Linked DNA regions of Mus musculus: region 1 is linked to region 2. The links are chromatin loops, found by intact Hi-C in ENCODE. Cell type or tissue: gastrocnemius. All regions are shown on one strand. Region 1 holds the start of Jmjd8 (jumonji domain containing 8). Region 2 overlaps Spsb3 (splA/ryanodine receptor domain and SOCS box containing 3).

What was found. Peaks named below come from ENCODE experiments on the same cell type or tissue, not always from the same donor. Only the 100,000 strongest peaks of a DNase experiment are listed, where the experiment ranks them.
Region 1: a loop joins it to region 2, with 2.8 times the contacts of the local background. A loop is called at or near these places in 1 of 42 quality-filtered maps.

Annotation. Positions count from the first base shown.
Region 1 is chr17:25,827,362-25,829,861 of GRCm38, reverse strand. It overlaps Wdr24 (WD repeat domain 24), which reads right to left. Exons shown (of 9, transcript NM_173741.3): 6 at 2,330-2,434; 7 at 1,869-2,209; 8 at 1,524-1,708; 9 at 1,132-1,447. The coding sequence ends at 1,279. Jmjd8 (jumonji domain containing 8) reads right to left here and starts at 819. Exons shown (of 9, transcript NM_028101.5): 1 at 699-819; 2 at 524-622; 3 at 330-378; 4 at 160-256; 5 at 9-77. The coding sequence starts at 790. In gastrocnemius, a CTCF peak has its summit at 1,078; DNase peaks (open chromatin) are centred at 13, 840 and 1,461; H3K4me3 peaks cover 1,605 bases; H3K27ac peaks cover 1,575 bases.
Region 2 is chr17:24,890,127-24,892,626 of GRCm38, reverse strand. It overlaps Spsb3 (splA/ryanodine receptor domain and SOCS box containing 3), which reads right to left. Exons shown (of 7, transcript NM_001163751.1): 3 at 2,167-2,344; 4 at 1,872-2,059; 5 at 1,692-1,794; 6 at 1,491-1,616; 7 at 480-1,267. The coding sequence ends at 924. It overlaps Eme2 (essential meiotic structure-specific endonuclease subunit 2), which reads left to right. Exons shown (of 8, transcript NM_001163102.1): 8 at 1-475. The coding sequence ends at 114. Among named protein-coding and RNA genes, the nearest start is that of Eme2, 3.7 kb to the left of the region's middle. In gastrocnemius, no CTCF peak of the experiment used is centred here; a DNase peak (open chromatin) is centred at 1,137; H3K27ac peaks cover 305 bases.

The sequences.
Region 1 (2,500 bases), 940 kb before region 2:
TGGCTCACCATTGCCTAGGGATGCAGGATCCTGGGGCTGCAGCAGCTGTTCCACATATTCCTGGAAGGGCAGGTCCACTACAAGAAGGGGGAGCCAGTCGGGACTGGTCAGTTCTGCCTTTGAGATGTGAAGGCAAACCTTGCAGGGTGTGTAGCTCACCTTTCTGGTAGGAGTAGGTGTTGGCTGTACTCAAGCGAACAATGTTGTCCCCGAACGAGGCTAGCAGGTTTTCCCGGGAACACAGGGCCCGGAACTTCTGGGGATGAAGGATAAGGTAACTGAGCACTTGGCCAAACAGAAGCAGTTGCCCACAGGGTACGAATACTCACCGAGTTGTCCGTGAGTCCTTGCAAGATGACGGGCTTGAGGAAGGCATAGCTGGGGGGAAAGAGGAGAATGTTGCACTGAGTTTGAACTCTGCAGGGGCCTCTCCTACACACCAGGCAGTGAGACCTCCGCAGCCAAAGACCATGATTGGTAGTATGCCTAGAATCATGCTGAGACTTGGGGCAGGCACACATACTGCTGCATGAATTCGGAGTACGTGATGTGTGCCCGACGCTCCACTGTGCAACGCTCCTCCTCCATTACTGCTGCTGCAATTCCCAGCCCATTCTGTTTCCTGCAGGGACAACAGGTCAGGCCAGTCAAAGCTTTAAGTTCAGGCTCCCTCCCGCCACCCATTTCCTATGGCTCACCATCCCCCTTCGCCAGAGGCAGGCAGAATCACAGTCACCATCATCCATAGTACAAAGAGCAAAAGCAGACCGCGCCGCCCAGCCGCCGCCATGAACATACGGGTGCAGGCGCGCAGCACGCTGGGAATTCTGTCGACACTTGCGTAACCACAAGCCATTGGCTTATCATCCGGACTGCTGTAGCTACCTGCAAGCAGTAGCCAGCCGGCCTTGGAAGTCTCCTCCTTCTTCATACAAGCGCATTGTACACACACACACACACACACACACACATCCACACAACATCCCTATTTAATCATTTCCTCAAGGCGGAGGGAAAATTGTATCGAGCAGCCATTGACTACTGTGCGTTACCATGGCTACAGCGCCCCTACCGGAAGTTCCCATGTGCTAGAAAGTTCCCACCCAAGGCGCAATGAAAGTGACAAGTGGCCAAACAGCAGCTCTGGATTTTTATTGGGTTAAAAAGTTGTAGCCACCTTCCATCCTGGTACACAGGATGGGTAAGGGGCTGTGAGCCTAGTCCGGTGGACATCGGGATCGAGCTGAGGACGCTGCATCAGCCTTAGGGAAGGCCAGGTCAGGAGTATTCACAGAGGTGGCCGCAGCCTGCAGGGCAGTGGGAGCTGCCTTCCAGCCATTTCATGATGTGCTGAAGATGGCCACCATGACTGCAACCCTGACACCACACGAACAGGCCTTTAACCACATGATGGCAGACAGCACACATGCTGGCACAGCGGTGGCACCTGGGAATGGGAGGGCTGTTCAGCTGGGGAGCTCTGGGCTGCCTCCCTTCCAACCTCCCCAACTGCACCATCGCACCTGTCACAGACCCAGCCGCGGCTGCTCATGGGCCGCTTGCAGTGACTACAGTTGACATGCAGCGTGGTGGAGGCTTGGTTGAGGCAGCTAACTGCCCTGCTGGTGCTCAGCTTCACCACCTCATTGGACACATTCCAGAGGCAGAAGCGCTGCAGCAGATCTATGTAGGATGTGTACCAGTGCTCCTGGTGGGGAGGGACAGGCTCAGGTTAGTGTTTCCAGGAACACTAGGGTGTGTGTGTGGGGGGGGGGGGGGGTACAGTGGAAAAGAAACAGGCTCAGATGAGGGAACCAGCAGCCAGTCTGGGGAGACCCTCCCCTGCCCCGCCCCGATCCATCACACACCTGGGTCTGCTCATCGATGTCCTTTCGCACTCTCTCACCCAGCACGATGAGAACAGACACAGCCATCTGCACGTCGCCCTGCTCAGCGTAGAAGCGCAACATGTCCCGTACCAATACACTGAAGAAGTCAGGTGGCAGGCGGCTGTCATAGAGTGCATGTGAGACGGAGAGGAGGGAGGAGGAGGAGTCCACCGGGGCTAATGAAGCTGTGTCTGCCTCATTGCCGCTCACGTGCGGAGAGTCCGCCTTGTCCTGCAGATGCTCGGGCCCAGATGGTGTGTCTACAATTTCATGGCGCAGTGGGAAGGCCTCTTGTGGCAGCACATATTCAGGCTCCTCGGCTGGGAGGCAGGGGTGAGGAAAGATGGACCTGAGTGTAGGCTTCCCGCTCCACTCAGCTCCTGCTCACAGAGCCATGTTCTGGGTTGGACCCCTCTATAGCTGACCCAGCCCCTACTCACAGTGCACATGTTCTGTGTCAAGTGGGTACAGCTCATCGTCCTCTCCTTCTACGTCACCCAGCAGGTAGTCAGCAGGCACATCACTCCCTTCTGTTTCCTCATTATCTGCCCAGCAGGGAAGGGAGGTCATTCAGGGAGTGGCACCCCAGCCTTTTCCCATCAGCATCCCTG
Region 2 (2,500 bases):
GTGAAGGCCCACAAAGGCAAGCAGCCTCGCAGAGTGGGGCCTGACCTCTCACGCAGAATCTGTATCTTCTTGACAACCACCAACCCTGACCTCCTGCTGGACCTGAGCTCTTGACCTGTGCCATCCTGGGGTCACCTCCTGCCCATCAGTACAACAGGACAAGTCTGCCTAAGAATCTAATTATTCTGAGAGGCAGGCAAGGAGGTTTGGGTCCAGCCCATACCTTTTCAGACTGTGGTAGATAGACTCTGTTGCCTGATGGTCAAATGGAAATACCATGGGAGGTGGGTGAGAGGGTAAGGGAAGCTGAGGTGAATGGAAGAGTGGAGGGTAGTGGCCACTTGGTGCAGGAGGCTTAGTAGTAGGCCTGAGTGCTGAGTTGTACTATTACATCCTCAGAGAGAGGTGCTCAGAGATCCAAGCCAAGCTCTCTCAAAGCCGCTGGACAGAGACAGATAAACAATAGACACAGGCAGCTTGGGCATTTGTGAAGGCTCTTTTAATGATATAACATAGAGGGACAAGACAAAACCCCTTCACAGGGCACCCACTGCCATCTCTGCAGCAGGAGCTGACAACATGCAGTGCAAGTCAGGAAAGCCCCACGGCCCCGTGGGTGGGGACAGCCCATCTTCTCCCCGGGATATGAATGCACTCCCCTTCGTCGGCCAGCCTCCCGGGCTTGGAATCTAGGTTCACAGGTGCCTAGCTGCAGTTCCCAAGACACGTGGCAACTCAAAGGACAAATAGGAGTACGGCTTCCCTACCAGCACAGGCAGTAGAATGACCTTCACTCCATGGTCACCGGAGAAGACTGTCCTGGCCTCAGGGAGATAGGGAAAAGCCTGGACCTCAGTTCTTCCCTCTCCTGCTGCCCTGGAAGGGCGAGAAAGAGGAAGGTATCTGCGTTCCCAGGGGAGAAGTCAGCTTCTTCGGCAGCGCTTCCTCTGACAGGGCCTGGTCTCCAGACTCTCGGCACCAGGTGTAGCTGTGCCAGGAGGGGGCACAGGGGATTTCCAGTGGTTGCAGTTCATGCTCAGAACCCAGCCCAGCTTGTTATGCAGCACTTGCTTGAGGCCAGGTGGCAAGGGCAGGCCCTCGAGGGTGTCCCCTGAATTTGGCCGCAGTTGGCGCAAGCGGTAGCAGCACAGGTACTGCAGGGATGTGGAGCTGGCGCAGGAGCGGATGACTTTCATGCTGCTCTTGGCAGCCGTGGAGCAAACCATCGGGTAGAACCTTCTGTTTTGAAGCCGAGTAGCAGCCACTCCTGGGAGGAAGGCTTAGCCTGAGTGCCATGTGGGTTGGGAGCCAGGAAGCTCCTCCTACAAGGCACCACGGTAAGCAGCTCAAATAGTCTGAACACAGAAAATACTCTGGTCTGGCCTGGTAACCCCAATCTGCTTCAGGCCTGCCCACCCTCCCTCATCTGTCAGGAGCCTCAAGTCAGACTGCCTGGCCCCACCCCTAAAGGCTCTACAAAGGTACCTCACCTATGCACTTCCTGTTCTTGAAGAATGTCAGTGTCCCATGCCAGGTGTCCAAGTGCACACCAATAATGGAGCCCTGGCCAAAGCGTGAAGAGAAGCTCGTCTTGTCACCTTTGTGGTGGAGGAGCCCTGCGAGGAGCAATGGGGTGATCCTGGGAGGTCTGCTGTACTGCCAGCCCCACCCATGACCCAGGCAACACCTACCAGTGTAGGAGAGCCCCCAGCTGTCCTCATCCCTGCCCAGCAGGCTGCAGAACGTGTGGTGGTACTTGTCCAGGTCTACATCCGACGTCCCAATGCCCACCATCTGTAAATAGTGGGCCTGGACAGTTAGATGCCTAGCGGCAGGGCCCATGGCATCTACCCTCTTGCTTGGCCATTTACCATGTCTGTGCCATACACTGGAGAGGTCATCTTGATTTCCCAGAAGTGTTGGCCATCCCCTAGCTCCTTGGTGCCCCGAATGGCTGCAGTGCCACAGCTATACTCCATGTGAAAGCTGACCTTGCGATTATCACAGCTCAGCAAGGTGGCTGAGGACTTGTTCAGGTCATCCCAGACCCAATCAAAATCTGTAAGACAGAGGGCCTAAACTAGGGAGGGCTACAGCTAAACGGTGCCTGCCTGGTCCCAGGGAACCTGCCCAGCCCTCCACACGTCCCAGCGGCAAGACACGTACCCTCATCCTCCTCACCACACCGGCAGTCCTTGCCACGGTGTGCTGTGTGCAGACTGTTGCAGAAGGTAGCCTCATTCTGGCCCTCGCAGTCACAGAAGGACTCTCCTGTCACAGGCACAGCACTGGGGATGGATGGTGGCAGGGAGGAGTACTCAGGGTCAGAGTCGGAGTCGCTGTGCTGGAAGGGAGGGAAGGGGTAGGTCACTCTGTTTATGACAAATCCCTTCTCAAATCCACCAGAGAAGCAGCCAGACACCTGGCGCTCTCCAGTGCTCAACATAATCAACCTGAGTGCTAAGACTCCAATGAGATGGGAGGTGGCCCTAGGGGAATG